Linked DNA regions of Homo sapiens: region 1 is linked to region 2. The links are chromatin loops, found by intact Hi-C in ENCODE. Cell type or tissue: CD14-positive monocyte. All regions are shown on one strand. Each heading gives the region's core, and the rest is flanking DNA. Links, peaks and the distances in the headings are about the cores only. Region 1 holds the start of LILRA5 (leukocyte immunoglobulin like receptor A5). Region 2 has its middle 9.5 kb from the start of LILRB5.

What was found. Hi-C counts contacts between places; a loop is a spot of excess contacts. Peaks named below come from ENCODE experiments on the same cell type or tissue, not always from the same donor. Only the 100,000 strongest peaks of a DNase experiment are listed, where the experiment ranks them.
Region 1: a loop joins it to region 2, with 1.8 times the contacts of the local background. A loop is called at or near these places in 3 of 110 quality-filtered maps.

The regions. Positions count from the first base shown.
Region 1 is chr19:54,312,626-54,323,940 of GRCh38, forward strand. It overlaps LILRA5 (leukocyte immunoglobulin like receptor A5), which reads right to left and starts at 541. Exons shown (of 7, transcript NM_021250.4): 1 at 392-541. The coding sequence starts at 394. It also overlaps the pseudogene VN1R104P. In CD14-positive monocyte, for the core only: no CTCF peak of the experiment used is centred there; DNase peaks (open chromatin) are centred at 4,326, 4,636 and 6,536; H3K4me3 peaks cover 3,620 bases; H3K27ac peaks cover 3,900 bases.
Region 2 is chr19:54,261,096-54,272,410 of GRCh38, forward strand. It overlaps the pseudogene RNU6-1307P and the pseudogene LOC100420187. Among named protein-coding and RNA genes, the nearest start is that of LILRB5, 9.5 kb to the left of the region's middle. RefSeq lists a silencer at 5,020-5,314. In CD14-positive monocyte, for the core only: CTCF peaks have their summits at 5,162 (motif pointing left) and 5,361; DNase peaks (open chromatin) are centred at 5,156 and 8,066; H3K4me3 peaks cover 1,274 bases; H3K27ac peaks cover 1,588 bases.

The DNA of each region.
Region 1 (11,315 bases), core at 1,744-9,743, 51 kb after region 2:
CAGGACAGAGAGACACACAGGGTGTGGCAGCTCGGAGGCTGGGTCCTTCTTGTCATAGGATTTTCTCATTCTCAGCCCACAGAAAGGGGAACTGCTCTCCCCAGGAGCCTGGCTCTCATTTCCCCAGGGCTGAAGTGAAGTAGTTGAGACTACAGGCACCAGGCTCTCTGCAGACATTTCAGACAGAAGTGGGGTCTCCCTTCCCCGGGCCACTGTCTGCCTGATTTATCTTTATCTCACTGAGAGCCGGGACACAGCAGCAAATAGACCCGGTGCCTTCCTGAGTCAGCCCCTTTCAGGCGAGGGTGACCTCCTCCCTCTCAGAGCCTCCCCATGGGGTCTCCCTCCCTCCTTCAGCCCGTCCATGAGCTCAGCGTTGCGGGGTCCTTACCATGGTCAGTGATTTTTCAGCCCTGGAGATGCTTCAGGGAAGATGCAGGTCCATGCCACAGGCAGACTCAGATCAGCAGAGACACATCTGACACCTGGCTGTGTAGCCCAGGCTGAGCTGCATGTGGCAATGAGCACAGAGGAGAAATGCAGGGAAATAGGGGAGGAAATCATGACCCTTTAGTGGCCCTGGAGTGTTTTCTTTCTAACCAATAGTACTCTCTTTCTTGTACTTCCCTTAATTTTTTTTTTTTTTTTTTTTTTTTGCAACAGCGTCCACCTCCACCCCACCTCCAGTAACAAACCTCTGAATCTTTTCTGCCTCCACTGTGCCTTCTGTTTCTTTGGGCTTCCCTCTATACCTCAATCCATGTTCAACATTTTCGGAGTAATTACTTAGGCTTTGTTTTAAAATTTTCATTCTTATGTATCTATTTATTTTTTAATTTTTGTGGGTACATTACTTAGGTTTGGGCTCTGGTTTGCTGAGTGGGGAGTTGATTTCTTTCTTTCTTTCTTTCTTTCCTTTTTTTTTTTTTTGAGACCGAGTCTCGCTCTGTCGCCCAGGCTGGAGTGCAATGGCGCTATCTCGGCTCACTGCAAGCTCCACCTCCCGGGTTCATACCATTCTCCTGCCTCAGCCTCCCGAGTAGCTGGGACTACAGGCGTCCGCCACCACGCCCGGCTAATTTTTTTGTATTTTTATTAGAGACAGGGTTTCACCATGTTAGCCAGGATGGTCTCGATCTCCTGACCTCATGATCCGCCTACCTCGGCCTCCCAAAGTGCTGGGATTACAGGCGTGAGCCACTGCGCCCGGCTGGTGGGGAGTTGATTTCTATGTAATTCCCGATTATTATCTACGGCTTGTGTGATCTTGGGCAGTACTGTCTCATCTCTGAGCCTCAGTTTCCCTGTGTGGAGCCTGTTGTCATGAACCTCACTCATCACAGCGGATGTGGGGGTCAGCCGTGCTTGGGTCATGGGAGAGGCTCAATCACGGTTAATGTCTAGACTAGATTAAGACATGAGGGGTTGGGACATGAGAGGATTCTGGTTTCAGTCTCTATGATTATGTCACAGAGGTGCAGAAAAAGCATTTGATAAAATCCTGCATCCCTTCATGATAAAAATTCCCAACAAACAAGGTACAGAGGGACATACCTCAAAATACTAAAGGCGATAGGTGACGAAATCCCAGCCAATATCGCAAACAGGGAAAAATAGAAAGCATTCCCCCTAAGAACTGGAGCATGACAAAGATGTGCACTGTCACCACTCTTCAACGTAGTACTGGAGGTCCTTGCCAGAGCAATCAGGCAAGACAAAGAAATAAAACACATCTAAATTGGAAAAAAAAAAAGTGAAATTATTTCTGTTCGCTGATGATATTATCTTATACCTCAAAAACCCTAAAGACTCAGCCAAAACACTCTTAGATTTGATAAAGAAATGCAGTAAAGTTTCAGGATATAGAATCAAAGTACAGAAATCAGTAGCATTTCTGTACTCCAATAATGACGAAGCTGAGAACCAAGTCAAGGAGGCAATCCCATGGACAGTGGGTGCACAAAAATAAAACACCTGGGAATATATTTAACCAAGGAGGTGAAAGATTTCTACAAGGAAAACTTCAAACCAGTGATGAAAGAAATTGTAGAAGACACAAACAGATGGAAAAACATCCCATTCTCATAAATCAGAATAATTACTATGATTAAAATGACCACATTGCCCAAAGCAATCTACAGATTTAATGCAGTCCTTACAAAAATACCTTCATTTTTCACAGACTTAGAAAAAGAAACCTTAAAAGTTATATTGAGCCAAAAAAAGAGCCCAAACAGCCATAGCAATCCTAAGCAAAAAGAGCAAAGCTAGAGACATCACATTAACTGACTCAAAGTTTACAAGGCTATAGTAACCAAAAGAGCATGACACTGGTATAAAAATAGACATATAGGCCAGTTGCAGTGGCTCACGCCTCTAATCCCAGCACTTTGGGAGGCTGAGGCAGGTGGATTACGAGGTCAGGAGTTCAAGACCAGCTTGGCCAACATGGTGAAACCCCGTCTCTGCTAAAAATACAAAAGAATTAGCCAGGTGTGGTGATGGGTGATCTCAAATTAACAACCTAACATCACAACTAAAAGAACTAGAGAATAATCCGCCCGGCGCGGTGGCTCACGCCTGTAATTCCAGCACTTTGGGAGGCTGAGGCGGGTGGATCACAAGGTCAGGAGATCGAGACCATCCTGGCTAACATGGTGAAACCCTGTCTCTACTGAAAACACAAAAAATTAGCCAGGCGTGGTGGCGGGCACCTGTAGTCCCAGCTACTCGGGAGGCTGAGGCAGGAGAATGGCGTGAACCCGGGAGGTGGAGCTTGCAGTGAGCCGAGATCACGCCACTGCACTCCAGCCTGGGAGACAGCAATTGGAATGCAATTTAGAAATAAAGTGAAATTTCAACTTTTGTGTGAGTTATGTACATTTTATTAGTAAATTAGAGGGGATCAATTGAAAATAATTGGAATTAAGAAATTCTGTAGTAAGTTGGTATAAAATAAAGTAAATGAACTCAAACCAATTACTGTATCATGTATACCTAGCTTTTATTTATAAGGAATCAAAGACCTCATTTACAGATTATTCAAGTGATTGAATAATTGTTTAAATTGAAATAAATATATAAAATTCTTATAAATAAAATTTCAAGACACTTCTTAAGTTCATCAATAAACCTCAATTTTAAAAGTTTAGGATAGGAAAACTTAACATAAATAAGAAACTATTTTCTAAAGCAAATATATAAATGAAATCATGTCCCAAATTAAAATGATAAGTTTATATATTCATGTATTGCTTTAAATGTTTCAGAAGAACAGAGAGTAACAATAGACAAGTGTGCACAGAAAAGGCAGGGTAGAAATGAATGACACACAAGCCGCGCTGTGAATAACTCCCTAACTCATCCAGGGAGCAGGTGCGTGGCCCCTCCTTACTCTCAGGGGTTCCCTGAGCACAGAGGCCTTCAGGTGAGCACAGGAGGGGCGGTGTGAGGTGCACCCACAAGTGGGGTGCTTCTCTCTAAAGGAGCAGGTCTGGGGCGGACCCCAGCCTCATCCCAGTCAGATCCCACCGAGGCCCGAGCAGCCTCCTGTCCTGTCATAAGAGGACCCAGGGACCCCGCATGTGTGGGTGAGGGGCTTCATCCTCAGGGGCTCTTGGAAATGAGAAATAAGAGCTCCCAAGGGAGCGTCCATCTGTCCTCTCTCCAACTTGCTTGCCTCTCTTCCTCCTCCATCAGCCCCAGCGTCTTCCCCATGTCTGAGTCTGGCTGGACCCCAAATCCTCCTGATCCAGCCTGCTCTCCTTCCTCTGCTCATCACATATCCTGCAGGACAGGGTAGGGGCCTGGGAGTCATGCACAGCTGTGCTGGGTGTTGCTTTTAGTAGAAAATCTGAAACAGTGTGTGATGTGTGAGAGAGGGGAGATTCTAAACAGTGGGGTTTTTACAAATCTTTGCTTTCTCCTAATACTGTGGCTTCATCTCACGAATCTCAGACCCCAACATTGATGGATACAATTACAATTACATGTACCTGCAGCTGCCTCTCCTGGCTTTCTAACCCTTGCAACACACAGTTATTGGTAGGAGCTGACCAGGCCAAGGGAGGGCTGGGGGACGGCAGCAGGTCTAGGATGAGCCGCAACCCAGATGCCCCAGAAGGTCAGAAATGAAAGGGCTTTGGGGGTCACTTCCAGGCAGCTCCTTCTTATTCGGATGGGAAAGGCCAGGGCGGAAGGGGAAAAGGCTTTCTCAGAAGTTCTGAGGTAGGATGTGGGACTTTGGAGGCGGGGACTCAGACACCACACCAGATTGAGAACTAGCTAAAACAGGGCAGAGGGTGGAAGCAGCTCTTCTTAAGACACGCCCACCAGTGTGGCATCCCGGTTTACCGTTGCCATGGCAACCCCCGGAAGGTACCGCCCTTTTCCACGGCAAAGACCCACTGACCGGAAGTTACCGCCCTTTTTCTAGGAATTTCTGCATACCTGACCTTTAATTTGCATATAATTAAAAGCAGGTACAAGAGTGGCTGCAGGTGTGTTTCTGAGCTGCTATTCTGGGCACACCGCCTGTGGGGCAGCCCTGCCACCCTAGGAGCAGTACCTCTGCTGCTGCTGTGCTCGGCCACTTGACTAGAGGTTGCCGTAACCCTTAAGGGGTTGTGTAACACCAGCTCACCCTTAAATTCCTTTTTTTTTTGTTTTTGAGATAGAGTTTTACTCTGTCACCCAGGTTGAAGTGCAATGGCGCCATCTCGGCTCGCTGCAATCTCTGCCTCCGGAGTTCAAGCGATTCTCCTGCCTCGGTTCCGAAGTAGCTGGAATTACAGGCACCAGCCACCACACCCTGCTAATTTTTGTAGTCTTTAGTAGAGACGGGGTTTCACCGTGTTGGCCAGGTTGGTCTCAGACTCCTGACCTCAAATGATCTGCCCGCCTCAGCCTTCCAAGGTGCTGGGATGACAGGTGTGGACCACCGCGACCGGCCTAAATTCTTTCTTAGGCAAAGCCAAGAACTCTTCTGGGCTATGCCCCGATTTGGGAGCTCCCCTTCCCCGCATCATCTAGTTACCAGGAAGGGATGACGGAGACAGCGAGTGAGAGGCAGAGAGACTTTCCGCAGAGGCAGGGACAATTAGGAGAGAGGCGAGATGGCTAGACAGCAGAGATGGTGACAGTGATCAGCGGAGGGGTGGCAATGGGTGAAAGACACGGAGAGGTGGCACTGGGCTAGACAGCGAGAGGTTGCTGAGACAGTCGGAGAGACAGCGGGGCGGGGCAGTCTGTGATCAGGGCTCCAAGAGCGGTCACACAGGCTGTAACAGTAAACAGCTGCTAATACTGCAGAGCTGTCACACTAACCAAAGGCTTTGCTTTTGGCGCCTTCATCTTTCCTTGGATAGTGGTGGAGCTCAGCGATGGGCAAGCAGGTGAGACCCCCGCTCCAACCGACAGGCCCATGGGTTACCAGTCCCCGCACCGGACCCCTGGGTGACAGCTGAGCCCACCCAAGCTGGGGGATCCTGCAGAGACCTTCACCTGGGCCCCATGTGGAAGATTTTTGATGTTATTTAGGCTTTTGGGGATGGGGGAGTGTCCCCTCTGCCTCCCCCGTAATATCTGGTGAGCCGTATGGGTAATGCGAGCACTAGACACCTAAACCCCACCAGAACGCAATGCATCCATGTAAGGAACCTGCGCGTGTAGCGCCTGAATCTAAAAAAATAGAGTAACATTAAAAACAACAACAACAATAAAGCCGTGTGAGGTGGCTCACGCCTGTAATCTCAGAACTTTGGGAGGCCGAAGCGGGTGGATCACCTGAGGTCAGGAGTTTGAGACCAGCCTGGCCAACATGGTGAAACACCGTCTCTACTGAAAATACAAAAACTTAGCTGGGCATGGTGGTGGGTGCCTGTAATCCCAGCTACTCATGAATTATCATGAAGAGAAAATGGGCCAGGTGCGGTGACTCACGCCTGTAATCCTAGCACTTTGTGAGGCCAAGGCGGACAGATCACCTGCGGTCAGGAGTTCGAGACAAGCCTGGCCAACATGGTGAAACCCCATCTCTATTAAAAATTAAAAATTAGCCGGGCATGATGGTGGGCACCTGTAATCCCAGCTACTGGGGAGTCTGAGGCAGGAGAATCACTTGAACCCAGGAGGTGAAGGTTGCAGTGAGCCGAGATGGTGCCACTGCATTCCAGCCTAGGCGACAGAGAGAAGCTTCGTCTCAAAAAAAAAAAAAAGAGAAAAAATGGTCCACAATAAAATAACAGGCGGTTATTGTACCTGAATTTATCAGTAAAAAATTGAATTTTTTCTTTTATTGCCTAGAGTCCACCTTCTATCAATGTCACAAGCATGACACTCAGAACAGAGAGGAAAAGATTATATTTGAAGTCCTAATATAAATTTAATTTACCATATTGAAGTATAAGTATTTTAGAGTTGCTTCATGAATTTTTTGCTAAAATCTAAAAAGAAAACCCACAAAAAACCCTAAATGTAATGACGTTAATGCAGTTCCTGACAGTGACTTTTAGCCCTTCTGCAAACTTTTGTTTCGTTGCCTTCCTGACCGTATGACGCAATGAAATTTCGATTTGCTTTAATTTCTGCTTCCTCTTTCCCTATGTTTCAGTTCTGAAGGTATGAGCTTCTCTCATCTTTTTCTTTTCTTTTACTTTGAGATGGAGTCTCGCTCTGTCACCCAGGCTGGAGTGCAACAGCCTGACCTCAGCTCACTGCAACCTCTGCTACCCATGTTCAAGTGATTCTCCTGTCTCAGTCTCCCAAGTAGCTGGATGACAGGCATGAGCCACCACGCCCAGTTAATTTTTGTATTTTTAGTAGAGACAGGATTTCACCCTGTTGGTCAGGCTGGTCTCGAATTCCTCACCTCAGGTGATCCACCTGCTTTGGCCTCCCAAAGTGCTGGGATTACAGGTGTGAGCCACCGTGCCCGGCCAGGATATTTTTTTCTTTAGAGCACTTACTTCACTTTCTTTGAGTGAAGTTGGATGGGTTACAGCCGTTGTGGTGTTACAAAGAATAATTCTGAGAGAAATATTGTTATTTGTTGGTAAAATAAAAGTGTCTTAAGTTAAAAGTTTCCTTTGAGACCCAATAAAGAAATTAGTATTACTACATAATGCATTTATTTACAAGTCTTTTTTTGCATGTCCATTGTAAATTTAATATTTTAATTTACAATGAGTTTACAAATAATTTTTACAAATAAATGTTACAAATAAAAATAATTTACAATGAGTAAATGAGTTGGAATTTATTTACATGCTTATGGCTGCCTTTGATTAAACTTCTTCCAAAAATAAACTCTGTCCAGATGTTGGGTTTTATTATACTTAATTTCATTTTAATGTTATTTCATGTGAGATTACTTGAATACAAGCTGTTGCATAATTGCTCCCAAGTGGAGTCTTTGCTGTGCACTTGCATACCCCAGAGTGGGAGGTTTGGGGATTCTGAATGGCCAGGGCAGCGTGTGGGTGTACCTTCACAGGCCTGATGTGTGAGCCTTCAAACACCGGGGTGGAGGAAGTGATTAAATAGAGGATGCAATGGTCTGGAGGCAATTTATAGCCCAGAGACCATACCTGGGGCATTTCTCTTCCTTATCTAGCACACAAAGTAGAACCGTGACACTCGGGCGTCACTGACAATGAACACAAAGGGGCTGAATGTCGGGAATCCTGCAGACGCCAGGAAAGAGGTACTTCTCAGCCATTGGCTTGGATTCTGAATCTGGGTTACGCACAATGACAAAATATCAGCTAGAGCATGAGAGGAGACAAACATGCTCACCAGGATGAGGATGGTGTGTGTGGTTGTGGTTTCATGAGATGTTCTGCGGGAGAGGTTGCGGCTGCGAACATGTTGGACTCTCTGCTTGTATCTATGCAGGACGAGGACCATGGAGCTGCTGGTGCAGATCATGAGGGAGACACATATACGGGAGACACATATACCATCTGTGCAGCAGTAAATGACTGCAACTATTACATACAGCGATCTTCCTGGATAGGGTGAGGAGCAGTATCTATACATTTTTTCCATACTCATGTTTTTGCTCTTTATTGGGTCAGTTATTTACTTTGCAGTATAAATATTTACAACAAGATTCAAGATCCAACAGAGGAAACAGCAGAAAACTATAAACTTTGGGGATCTAATTCAGAGTTCCATCTTCCCAGAGATACTGGGGTGAAGCTTCATGGCCTGGAAGCCACTGAAGAGGCAGGTGGTGCTGAGGGAAACCCCTCTGGCCACTCTGTGTAGGTAGAAGACAAGTTTACATCCAGCCTCATCCAGGAAAGGTTTCAATCCAAAAGCCGCCACTGTCTGAGGGATCCCTTTAGAGAAAAGAACCGGGTTGTTGGCTAAGACCAGCTGGCTGAGAATCAGGTCTCTGGGTCTCACTATTTGTGTGGGGACAAAAGTAAAGCTATAAAAGTAAAGGAGTAGAGAATTTCCAAGGATTCCAGCAGCGGTCTGAATGAGAAAGGTAATACTCCAATTTAAGTTAACAGAAACCATCTCCATTTAGAGGAGATGTTGGAGTTTGATTCTATTTTCATCAGAGGAATCTGTAGACTGAAAAATACAATTGAGTGTTTTCACTGTACCCGGTTTCATGCGCTTCCGTGTGAAGAGACCACTAAACAGGCTTTGTGTGAGCAGTAAAGCTTTTAATCACCTGGGTGCAGGTGGGCTGAGTCCAAAAAGAGAGTCATCGAAGGGAGATAGGGGTGGGGCCATTTTATAGGATTTGGGTAGGTAAAGGAAAAAGAGGGGTTGTTCTCTGGTGGGCAGGTGTGGGGGTCACAAGGTGCTCCGTAGAGGAGCTTTTGAGCCAGGATGAGCCAGGAGAAGGAATTTCACAAGATAATGTCATCAGTTAAGGCAGGAACAAGCCATTTTCACTTCTTTTGTGGTGGAATGTCATCAGTTAAGGCAGGAACCAGCCATCTGGATGTGTATGTGCAGGTCACAGGGGATATGATGGCTTAGCTTGGGCTCAGAGGCCTGACACCCAGAAAATGCCTTTTTCTCACGAAACTCATTATTCCAGGTGAATACAAACATTAAGAACAAACTTGTACAATTACAAAGCTATTTATTCCAAAATTATGATTTGTAAAACTACAATGACTTGAACCCACTTAATTTCAATCAAAGAAAGACTCAATAAATTCCTGGGCCTCCCCACAGTGGAGTCCTGGGCAGCTGTGGGTGAGATGAATGAGTTATCTTGAAGGCTGACCTTCCAAGACGTGTAGTTGTGTAGTTGGGGTGGCAGGGAGAAAAGAAAAAGAAAGATTCAGGACGTTATCAACAGTTAACTTTATTTTACTCAGAACCAGAGAAAAATGGTATAGTGTTATGTCATTGTGTGTGTATTTTGTAATCTATTTTTTAAAATGAAAGATTAATCAATACCTTTAAAAGTGGGTAGTTGAGAGAGAGAGAGAAAACAGTGCAGAGGAGACAGAATAAAGCTAGACTGACATCATTGTGTCTTGTTTCTTGTTTTGGTATAGAAATATAAACATACCTTTGGGAGGCTGAGGTGGGCGAATCGCAAGATCAGGAGTTCAAGACCAGCCTGGCCAACATGGTGAAACCCCACCTCTACTGAAAATAAAAAGATTAGCTGGGCATGGTGGCACACTCCTGTCATCCCAGCTACTCGGGAGGCTCTGACAGGAGAATTGCTTGAACCTGGGAGGTGGAGATTGCAGTGAGCTGAGACTGTGCCACTGCATTTGTAGGGACCAGCCCCACAGGGTCGGTGGGTCTCTCCCTGTGTGTGGTGACGATAGAGTGTAGAAATAAAGACACAAGACAAAGAGATAAAAGAAAAGGCAGCTGCGCCCGGGGGACCACTACCACCAATGCGCGGAGACCGGTAGTGGCCCCGAATGTTGGGCTGCGCTGTTATTTATTGGATACAAGGCAGAAGGGGCAGGGTAAAGAGTGTGAGTCACCTCCAATGATAGGTAAGGTCACGTGGGTCACGTGTCCACTGGACAGGGGGCCCTTCCCTGCCTGGCAGCCGAGGCAGAGAGGGAGAGGAGACAGAGAGAAAGACAGCTTACGCCATTATTTCTGCATATCAGGGACTATTAGTACTTTCACTAATTTACTACTGCTATCTAGAAGGCAGAGCCAGGTGTACAGGATGGAACATGAAGGCGGACTAGGAGCGTGACCACCGAAGCACAGCATCACAGGGAGACGGTTAGGCCTCCGGATAACTGCGGGCGAGCCTGACTGATGTCAGGCCCTCCACAAGAGGTGGAGGAGCAGAGTCTTCTCTAAACTCCCCCGGGGAAAGGGAGACTCCCTTCCCCAGTCTGCTAAGTAGCGGGTGTTGTTCCTTGCCACTTACGCTACCGCTAGACCACGGTCCGCTTGGCAACGGACGTCTTCCCAGACGCTGGCGTCACCGCTAGACCAAGGAGCCCTCTGGTGGCCCTGTCCGGGCATGACAGAGGGCTCGCACTCTTGTCTTCTGGTCACTTCTCACTGTGTCCCCTCAGCTCCTATCTCTGTATGGCCTGGCTTTTCCTAGGTTATGATTACAGAGGGAGGATTATTATAATATTGGGATAAAGGGTAACTGCTACAAACAAATGATTAATGATATTCATATATAATCATAACTAAGATCTATATCTGGTATAACTATTCTTGTTTTATATTTTATTATACTGGAACAGCTCGTGTCCTCTGTCTCTTGCCTCGGCACCTGGGTGGCTTGCCACCCACAGCATTCTAGCCTGGGCGACGAGCAAGACTCCGTTTAAAAATATATATATATACATATATAAACATATTCCTGAATGTCTATACTATAAAATATTTTTAAATATAACTTATAAATCTAAAGATAATACCTTAAAAAAGGAAATAGAATTGAGTTCCTATCAAATTAGGGCATTACTAAACAAGGAAGAATTATTTGTACTAGAATGTAAGCAAAATTACTTGACCATATATTTTATAATGCATATATTATTTATCATATTATATAATAAATGTATACTTTTAAATCAAATTATATATTATGTAGTGACATATAGTTAATATTATTATATAATTTTGACTATATATAGTAAAACATAAGTGAATACACCCTCAAAAATGTTTAATTCTTAAAATATGTATGGTCAAAAATTCTAAATTTCATCCTAGAGAAATAGCTGACTCCACATTCGGAGAGAAAATACAGGAGATGAAGTCAGAACTTCTTATCATGCAAGAAAGCAAAGACATCACCACATACCATCAGATTCATGTTACCTGAACATAAAGTCTATCAT
Region 2 (11,315 bases), core at 1,853-9,852:
GAAATTTTTATTGATAATATTCTCAAATATGTTTCTCAAGTTGCTTGCTTCCTTTCTTACTCAGGGATGCCAATGGGTCATAGGTTTTGTCTCTTTCCATAATCCCATAATTCTCAGAGGTTTTGTTCATTCTTTTAAATTCTATTTTTTTTATTTTTGTCTGACTGCGTTGATTCACAGAAGCAGTCTTTTTTAATTTTGTTTTTATTTTTGTTTTCTGAGATGGAGTTTCGCTCTTGTTGCCCAGGCTGGAGTGCAATGGCACAATCTTGACTCACTGCAACCTCCACCTCATGGGTTCAAGCAATTCTCCTGCCTCAGCCTCCCTAGTAACTGGGATTACAGGCATGCACCACCACGTCCGGCAAATTTTGTATTTTTAGTAGAGATGGGGTTTCACCATGTTGGTCAGGTTGGTCTCGAACTCCTGACCTCAGTTGATCCGCCCGCCTCAGCTTCCCGAAGTGCTGGGATTACAGGCGTGAGTCACCACGCCTGGCCATAGAAGCAGTCTTTGAGCTCTGAGATTTTCTTCTCACCTTGGTCTATTTTGCCGTTACTACTTTTTATTATATTATGCAATTTTTGTAATGAGTTTTTCAGCTCTATAAAATCAGTTTCTTTCTTTCTTAAAATGTCTATTTCATCTTCCACCTCTGGTGTCATTTTACTGGGTTCCTTATATCCCTTGGATTGGGTTTCAACTTTCTTCTGAACCTCAGTGATCTTAGTTTGGCATCCAGATTCTGAATTCTATGTCTGCCATTTTAGCCATTTCATTAAAAATCACAGGATGGCCACGTAATAAATGAAAGTAGCACTGCACCTCTATCACCCCATCCTTCAGTCAGGATCAGCTTGGAATAAAGAGGGACTTCTCCTTGCTGGAAAAAGCTGAGAAAAAGACCTAGCAGCTTCCATCAACACTTTGGACACCTGTAGATCTCACCATTGGAGATTCCCTTTCACAGACACTAAGCACAGCTGACGGAGCTACCCAGATTCCACACAGCTGCACTCACCCAGGAGAAAAGACTGACACTGTGCCCCACTGTCCACGGCCATCACGGCTCTGGCACTATGCCATTGTGGAATGGGATCTACTTCTGGATCTCTGGGGGACACGTAGCCGCAGCATCCTTTCACTGCTGAGGGATTGTCACTGCTGAGCCAGCCTTGCCTGGTGGCCTGCCATCCCCAGGCTGAGCTGTTGCTCTACACTACCCTGTCGTGCCAAGCTGCCTAGAGCCACTCGATCCACCTTTCCCAGTGGCAGATGCATCCTGACCCTCAGGGACCGAGCTGAAGTGGAAACGGTGCCTTGGGTGTTCACAAGAGTGATGGCCTGTGCCTGCGCTAGTGTGACACGCTGTGTATTAGGGTTCTCTAGAGGGACACAACTAATGGCGTATATATGTGTGTGTGTGTGTGTGTAAAATCGTATCTGGTGTATATATATGTGTGTATATATACACATGTCAAAAATATATATGTATATGTGTGTGTATATATGTGTGTGTATATATGTGTGTGTATATGTGTGTGTATATGTGTGTGTATATATGTGTGTGCATATATGTTTGTGTGTATATATATGTGTGTGTATATGTGTGTGTATATATGTGTGTGTATATATGTTTGTGTGTATATATATGTGTGTGTATATATATGTTTGTTTATATATATGTGTGTATATATATGTGTGTATATATATAAAATCATATCTGGGGTATATATATGTGTGTATATATACACATATCAAAAAATATATATGTATATATGTGTGTATATATATGTGTATGTATATATGTGTGTGTATATATGTGTGTATATATATGTGTGTGTATATATGTTTGTGTGTATATATATGTGTATGTATATATGTGTATGTATATATGTGTGTGTATATATGTGTGTGTATATATATGTGTGTGTATATATATGTTTGTGTGTATATATGTGTGTATATATATGTTTCTGTGTATATATATGTGTGTATATATATGTTTGTGTGTATATATATATAATCGTATCTGGTGTATATATATGTACACATATCAAAAAATATATGTGTGTGTACATATATGTGTGTATATATATGTGTGTGTATATATATGTGTGTACATATATGTTTGTGTGTATATATGTGTGTGTATATGTGTGTATATATATACCCTACATATATATACCATACATATATATGTATATACACCATATCTATATGGGTGTTTATTAAGTATTAACACACTATTATACAAAAATTAGCCTGGTGTGTGTGTGTGTGTATACATATATATATATAAAATCATATATGTGTGTATATATATGCATGTGTGTATATATATGTGTGTGTATATATATGTGTGTATATATACACATACATATATATGTATATACACCATATATATATGTGTGTGTGTATATATATATATATACGAGTGTTTATTAAGTATTAACTCACACTATTATACAAAAATTAGCCCAGTGTGGTGGTGCACGCCTGTAGTCCCAGCTACTCAGGAGGCTGAGGCAGGAGAATCAGTTGAACCCGGCAGACGGAGGTTGCAGTGAGCCGAGATTGCGCCACTGCACTCCAGCCTGGTGACGGAGTGAGACTCCATCTCAAAAATTGGACTCTAGCCTGGGCAACAAGAGCAAAACTCTGCCTGTCTCAAAAAAAAAAAAAAAAAAAAAAAAGACATGATCCAGGCAACATCGATGGGGCATCACCAGGGTCTGTCCTGTCTGTTGCAGTCCACACTTTGCCCTGCTCATAGCCCCATGAACTTCATGTTCATGTCTTTTCACACTATAACTTCTTCCAGGTCTTTGCTGGACACATTAAAAAAATATATATATATATAAAATGCTTCATGAAATTTGTTAATATCCTTGTGCAGCTGCCATGCTGATCTTCTCTGTATCATTCCGATTTTGGTATATGTGCTGCCAAAGCAACAACACACTGGACACATTTATCTACAAATGAGGCAAACAAAGCATATGGGTGTGAATGGGGAGAAGTACAGTGTTCTCTGTTGTAATTGACCCCGAGGTCATCCTTTATATTTACCAGCTTTGCTGTCTATCACCCTCTCTAGGTTCTGCTTACCTTCTGCCAGAGTTCGCATGAGAAACTCTACTTGTCTCAACTATCGGCCCAATGAAATAAACATAAATTTCAACCTTGAGGCATCTGAGCACCTGATTATTGTGCCTGTTTCAGGCTTTCTTGTGGGAGTTGCCCATTGTGTTAGTTTCTTGGAGGCTGATATAACAAATTATCACAAAGTATTGAATAAAAAGAAGATAAACTTATTCTCTCAGAGTTCTGCAGGCCAGAAATAAAAAATCAAAATGTTCATATAATTTCTTCTTTCTAGAGGCTCTGAAGAAGAAACTTCTGTGCTTTTTCCTTCTTTCTTTCTTTCTTTTTTTTTTTTTTAGATGGAATCTCGCTCTGTCTCCCAGGCTGGACTGCAGTAGCGCGATCTCGGCTCACTGCAAGCTCCGCCTCCCGGGTTCATGCCATTCTCCTGCCTCAGCCTCCCCAGTAGCTGGGACTACAGGTGCCCGCCACCACACCCGGATAATTTTTTTGTATTTTTAGTAGAGACGGGGTTTCACCATGTTAGCCAGGATGGTCTCGATCTCCTGACCTCATGATCTGCCCGCCTCGGCCTCCCAAAGTGCTGGGATTACAGGCATGAGCCACCACGCCCGGCCACTTTTGTGCCTTTTTCTTAGACTTTGGTCCTTGCTGGCATTTCTTGGCATTCCTTGGTTTACAGACTTCTCATTCTAATCTCTGCCTCCATCTTCACATGGCATCCTATTCTTCTCTGTGTGTCTTCTTCATGTCTTATAAAGATGTGAGCAATATTGGATTTAGATCCTGCCCGAAGCCAGCATGACCACATCTTAACTAATTATACCTGCAAAGATCCTATTTCCAAATAAGTTCATATTCACAGCTACGGGAGGTTAGGATGTCAACATACCTTTTTGGAGACACAGTGCAAACCCCAACCCCAGTCATGGTTACCTCCAGCTATGGAGAATTCATCACTGCCACAGTGAATTATCTAAGCTGCCCAACCACCCTCTCTTCACCAAATCCTCCTCCTCATCGTTAAAGAAAATTACCCAGGCCAGTATGATATCTTTCTCCTTACCTGCTGATGTACTGTAATGAGGAAACCCAAGGAAAACCAGCTACATCATCATTTTAGGTACAGAGTAATTTTTGTGTTGTTCCCTGGTAGTGGTTTCTTACCAGGCAGATCTTCTAACCCAGGGTCACCTAAAAGTGCAGTCACAGGATGTGCACATCTCCCAAGTGTGTCATCTGTAAAGTTAGTGATAGATGCTGTTCATTAAACTCTCACTTTACTCCCAAGCCCATGCATTCTACCTGTCAAAAGACATACCATGATTTATTGTTTTATTTATTTTTTATTATTTTTTATTTTTTTGACGGAGTTTTGCCCTTGTTGCCCAGGCTGGAGTGCAATGGTGCAATCTTGGCTCACTGCAACCTCCGCCTCCCGGGTTCAGGCGATTCTCCTGCCTCAGCCTCCCAAGTAGCTGGGATTACAGGCGAGCAGCACCACGCCTGGCTAATTTTTGTATTTTTAATAGAGATGGCGTTTCACCATGTTGATCGGGCTGGTCTCGAACTCCTGAACTCAGGTGATCCACCTGCCCTGGCCTCCCAAAATGCTGGGATTACAGGCGTGAGCCACCGCACCTGGTCCATTTATTGTCTTTATAGCTATATCTGTATGTATATCATCTACAGCTTTCTGTATGCTTATTTACAGCTACTGTAACAGAACCCCCAAACTGCAGAGTCTCATTCACAAACTGTTCAATACATCCAATTTCAAGAGGCCATTTCAATGTTCTTTCAGTCCCAGTAAAACCAAACCACTGCATAGTACATATCTCAGGTCATTCCCAGAATATCACGTGGCCATGTTCTCATTCCCTCCACGGATTTTGTGGGCATCTGGATTCCCATTCTGAGAATAAGTCATGGGTTATTTCGTTTAAACAAGTCAGACATTCTGAGTGCTCACAGACCCCTGCGAGGAGCTCCGTCAAACCCATTTTCAGCACAAGCATCCTTCAGACTAAGGAAGGTTTGCTGCCCCCTCGTGGGTGGAATGTGTTCCATGGCATCAAGTTACTACCAGGCATCACATCCAGACCTCTCTGCTGGTCACAGGTGAGACTTTCAGCTACAGTGGTGGCTACGTGGTCCTTGGTGAGAGGGAGTCACTGGTGTTGGGTTCATGCATGTCCTCCTTTCTTGCTCCATGGCTATCCCATTCACGGGCCCCTCCTGCTTGCATTGGGCCTGCTGACCCCACAGCTGGATGGATTCCACTGCATCAATTCTGTACTCCACCTGGTGCCTCCCCCAGCTGTGGACTGCTCTTGCTTGCTTCTCAGGGATAGGCTCATGGTAGGGAGTATAAATTTCTCCTGTCCTCACCCAGCCTCAGTCTTGGACAATTTCTATATGAGTGGGCCTTGAGGGTGGAGCTTGCTCAGTGTTTGTGTCCTTCTTCCCCTTGGCAGCTGGATTGTACTTGGTAGCTTTGGTTGACTTGGGCAGGAATTTCCTGTCCCTTCCCTGACATTTGTATATCTGGGATTATGGTTTCAGGAATTTTCTGCAGTACTCCTAGGGATAGAGGGACTTTTAAATCTACCTTCTTATATCCACAATGGGTTTTTACCTGGGGCCTGAGATTGGCTGGTTTTTCTGAACCTCTCTCAATGACTTCAGTCTTTTTCTACACATGGGAGAAGTATCTGGGCAGGGGGTGAGATTTCAGGCCACACACTGTGGAAGGTAATCATGTCTGATCACAAATTTTGGGTCTCCACCTTACTTCCAATCTATGTTGTGAATGCCCAGTTGAGACCCACGGAAAAGAGCTCATGGGTGAGTGTGAAGTGCTTCTCTGTCTTAAGTTCCCAGAGATCCTTGCCTCTTGGAGGCCAGCAAACACTAACTCTTGAGGAATTCATGACAATATCATCTGATTCCTCCTTCCCAGCTTGTATGGCAGTCTCCCACCCTCATGTGTTCTGCCTTTGTAGAGCCTGTCATGGCATCCTACTCCTCCTTGGAATTCAGGTTACTCAGTTGCTCCCAGAGCTCGGATTTCTGATGGTCTCAGGTGAAATCTACATTATGGAGTTGATCTGAGTTTTACTCATGGTTAGGATTGCAGAGAAGCTCTTTTTTTGGAGTGGGGGAGGGAGGGGGAGGGATGGAGTTTCGCTTTTGTTGCCCAGGCTGGAGTGCAATGGCGTGTTCTTGGCTCACTACAACCTCTGCCTCCTGGGTTCAAGTGATTCTCCTGCCTCAGCCTCCCCAGTAGCTGGGATTACGGGCATGTGCCACCATGCCCAGCTTTTTTTTTGTATTTTTAGTAGAGAGAGGGTTTCACTATGTTTTCCAGGCTCGTCTCAAACTCCTGACCTCAGGCAATCCACCCACCTCAGCCTCCCAAAATGCTGGGATTACAGGTGTGAGCCACCGCACCCAGCTAGTGAAACTCTTTCCAGCTCCCCAAACCCTGGGCAGAAGCCGGGATATGAATTATTTATTTACTTACTGAGTTATGTGACATAACTCACACCATATGAAATGCACCATTTTTTAGTGTACAAATAAATGGATTTTAGTGTCTTCACTATGCTGTGCAATCACCATCCCTACCTCATCCCACAGCATTTCCATCACCTCAGAAAGAACCCCCAAGTAGTCAGTCCTAGTTCTTCCCTTCCCTCAGCCTTAAGAAATCACTAGTCTACTCTCAGTTTCTATGGCTTTGTCTATTCTGGATATTTCATGTGCATAAAATCACACCAAATACACGTCCTTTTGTAGCTGTTGATGGAAAAGAAGTGGTTACCATGAAGGAACTGAAGTTTTCCAAAGACAAAATTATAATGTGGCCTGACAGAAGAAGTACAGAAATTGATAACAAAAACAAATCCATCACAACTTATCATGAATCTGGTCATGCCATTATTGCATATTACACAAAAGATGAAATGTCTATCAACAAAGCTACAATCATGCCACAGGGGCCAACATTTGGACCTGTGTCCCCATTACCTGGTGATGACAGATGGAATGAAACCAGAGCCCAGCTGCTTGCACAAATGGACATTAGTATGGGAGCAAGAGTGGCAGAGGAGCTTATATTTGGAATTGACCATATTACAACAGGTGCTTCCAGTGATTTTGCTAATGCCACTAAAATGGCAAAGCAGATGGTTATCAAATTTGGAATTAGCGAAAAGCTTGGAGTTATGACCTACAGTGACACAGGGAAACTAAGTCCAGAAACTCAATCTGCTATTGAACATGAAATAAGAACCATTCTAAGGGACTCATATAAATGAGCAAAACTTATTCAAAATTCAAATAATTGTATGACATGGTTATAACAAAACACCTTCCTACCCCATCCATAGTATTTATTTAGATGAACAAATTTTCTCAGTCCTGTATCTATACAAATGAAAACTAGATATAGTATTGACGTTTAGCTCTGTTTCAGTCTAGGAATAAGTAATATTTACCAGTGGACTTGTGAACAATTAATAACCATAATCAAGAAGTATTTTTAAAACATTTAGCATCTTAAATTTATATAGTAGAGATGGATAGGGTGATCCATGAAAGATGTTTAATTATATAATTATTACATTTCGCTAAAAACTTGTTGGTGATGTTGAATGGAAAATCAAGTCAAAAATAAAGAAGAATGATGCAAACCTTAAAAAAAATGAGCAAAACTTATCTTGAAAAGTCATGCAGAGGAGCATAAGAATCTAGCAGAAGCTTTATTGACCTATGAGACTTTAGGTGCCAAAGAGATTCAAATTGTTCTTCAGGGGAAAAAGTTGGAAGTGAGATGAGAACTCTCTTGATGTGGATGCTTTGCTGGTTTTATTGCAAGAATATAAGTAGCATTGCAGTAGTCTCCTTTTGCAATGCTTTCTCCTCATTATTGACGTTGTGTAATTTAAGGGTGTGAAACATTTTGTCAATATTTTGTCACGTTTACCCAATTTTGGTTATTCTCATTATGACACCCATTGCAAATCAGCATCCCATGGCAAATATATTTTTAAAACTAAAGAACTATCAGGATTAAAGACAGCTCATTTGGGAAATGTCAATTAGTTATGAAGTTGAAAGTAACTAATGATTTTATGGTTGGTTACTCTACTAGAGGTGAATAAAACTTCAGCCTTTAGCCTTCTATATACATCAGTGGAAACTTAATTAAGATGCATTAATTATGTTCCAGATTGACCATCAATAAAATGTTTTTAAATCTAAATGTAGAGAATTGTAAGCATACAGTTGCAACCCGAATTTAAATGATTATAACCTTTTGGCATGGTGTGATGGCTCACGCCTCTAATCCCAGCACTTTGGGAGGCTGAGGCGAGTGGAAGGCTTGAGTCTAGGAGTTCGAGACCAGCCTGGCCTACACGGCGAAACCCTGTCTCTACTAAAATTAAAAAAAATAGCCTCCTGTGGTGGTGCACAACTGTAATCCCAGCTACTCAGAAGGCTGAGGCACAAAAATTTGCTTGAACTGGTTGCAGTGAGCCAAGATCTCACAACTCCACTCTAGCCTGGGCGACAGAGTGAAACTTTGTCTCAGTAAATAAATAAATAAATAAATAATTGTAACCTTTTAAAAATAAAAAAACCCAAACAAATATATGTCCTTTTTTTGTCATTATTCATGATAGCTAAATAGTGAAAACAACCCAAATGTCCATCAATTGGTGAATGCATAAACCAAATGTGATATAGGCATAGAATGGAATATTCTTCAACAGTAGAAAGGAACAAAGACCAATTACATGCTCTAGCGTGCAGAGACCACGAAAACATTTTGCTATGTGCAATTGGATTTTTGCCATTTTGTTGTTGTTTTTAATGTAGTACATTTATTTTAATTTATTATTTTTTTAAAAAAAATTCAATAGCTTTTGGGGAACAGGTGGTGTTTGGTTACGTGGATAAGCTCTTTAGTGGTGATTTTTGAGATTTTGGTGCATTCATCACCCGAGCAGTGTACACTGCACCCAATGTGTAGTCTTTTATCGCTCATCCCCCTCCCATTGTTCCCTGTGAGTCCCCAGATTCCATTATATCCTTCTTATGCCTTTGCATCCTCATAGTTTAGCTCCCACTTATGAGACCATATGATGTTTGGTTTTCCATTTCTGAATTACTTCACTTGGAATAATGGTCTCCAACTGCATCTAGGTTGCTGCGAATGCCATTATTTTGTCCCTTTTTGTGGCTGAGTAGTATTCCGTGCTGTGTGTGTGTATATACACACATACACATACATGTTTTTCATATGTTTGTGGACCGTTCGTATATCTTCTTTTGAGAGTTGTCACAAAGGGAATTGGATTTGGAGGGAACAATTTTATGGCCATTTTTCAGTATAATCATCGGGTGAAGACAGTGTCTGTTCGGCCAGTGTCGCTTTAATCCATTACCTGTAGCCAGGAAGGGAGACGTTTATCGCAGAGATAGGCACCAACCTGGAATGCTTTCCTCAAAGGCGATTAACTGTAGTGTGAACCCGAAATTTCACCGCAGTTTGGTCCTGATTTGGCACAAGATATGCTTTATCCACTGATGTGAAATGTCCAGGTGTTTTTTTGTACGGTTTTGTTGCTGAAAGACACAATACCCTCTAATCTAAGGCATCCTCTCCAAATCCCACTGAACAATACCCTCTAATCTAAGGCATCCTCTCCAAATCCCACTGAGGCACAGGAGTGACACTAGAGAGGGGGTCACGGAGCTTCCTGAGAGAGATTCGCCTCCTGAACCCTGGGCAGATCCTCCCCACCTTGGGATCTCTGTGAACCTCTGGGGTCTTCTATTCAATCAGGACCAAGTTGTGAGGTGGGATTCCTTCCAGGCTACAGTCTCCCCTCTCCCTCTTTCAATTTTATCAAGACAGATCAGAGGTTTGTGGGAGGGAGTCATGGCGTCTCCTCCACAGCCCCCAGCTGTGCAGATGGATGAGGCCACCGTTCCTGGATGGAGTAAATCTACTGGGAACCTGGGTTCTCCATCACGAGGTTGTCCCGTCATCAGCCCCAAAAGAAGGGGAACTGCCCTCTCCGGGAGCTTGACTTTCATTTCCCCAAGGCTGGGACTGGGGCAGGCACCAGGCTGTCTTCAGATACTTCATACAGAAATGGTATCTCCCTGACCCTTTTCTGCGATTTGCCTCATCTGTCCTCATCTCATCAAGGGTCAGGACGTAGGAGCCGATAGACCCAGCACCTTTCTGAGTCTGTCCTGTCCAAGTGAGGGTGAGTGGGGGCTTGTTCTTCTTCTCAGAGCCTCCCTGTGGGGTCCTCTTCCCTCCTTCAGCCTGTCCATCAACACAGCATTGCGGGATCCTTACCATGGCATCCAGCCCTGGAGATGCTTCAGGAAAGTTGCAGGTCCATGCTGCAGGACAGGCTCAGATCAGCAGAGACGCATCTCACATCGGGCTGTGAAATTCAAGTTGAGCTGCAATTGGCAATGAGAAGAAAAAAGGAGAAATAAAGAAATGCTGACTCTTCTTTTGTCTTTGGAGTATGGGTTTTATTTCTTCCAGTTTCCTTCTTAGACTTCCCTTCTTTTTTTTCTTCCTATTTTTTTTAATAGTGTTCAGGTCCCCCTCCCTTAAAAGTAACCTCTGAGTCATTCCTGCCTCCTTGGCGTCCCTCCCACCCCCAGCCCCGCTTCCTTGGGCATTCCCCTGCATCTCAGTCTGCCTTCAAGGTTTTGGGAACAAGTACTTGTCTTGAGCTCTGATTTGGGGGTGGGATAGGGAGTTAATTTTTTCTGAATTGCTCACCTTCATCCCTGCGTGCATGACCTTGGGCAGTAAGTCCCATCTCTGAGCCTCGGTTTCCTCATTTGGAGCCTGTTGTCATGAACCCCCCTCCTGAGTGGTTTTGGGGGCCAGTGGTGCCTGGGTCATGGGAGGGCCTCAGTCATGGTACATTTCCAGACCGGGTTAAGTCTTGGGGGTTGAAACATGAGTGGATCCTGGTGTTGGACTGCACAGTCACGGTGAGTGACTTATGTGCTCAACAGCCCACATCTGCTCCTAACACTGGGAAAACCTACTTATAATGTGTCTGAAATATGTAGCCATGGTCCAATGAAGAAAATGAGAAATGAGACTTCCTGTCATAGGCAGGAAACCTTAAGAAGCAGAAGATGCCAGCGCCGAGGG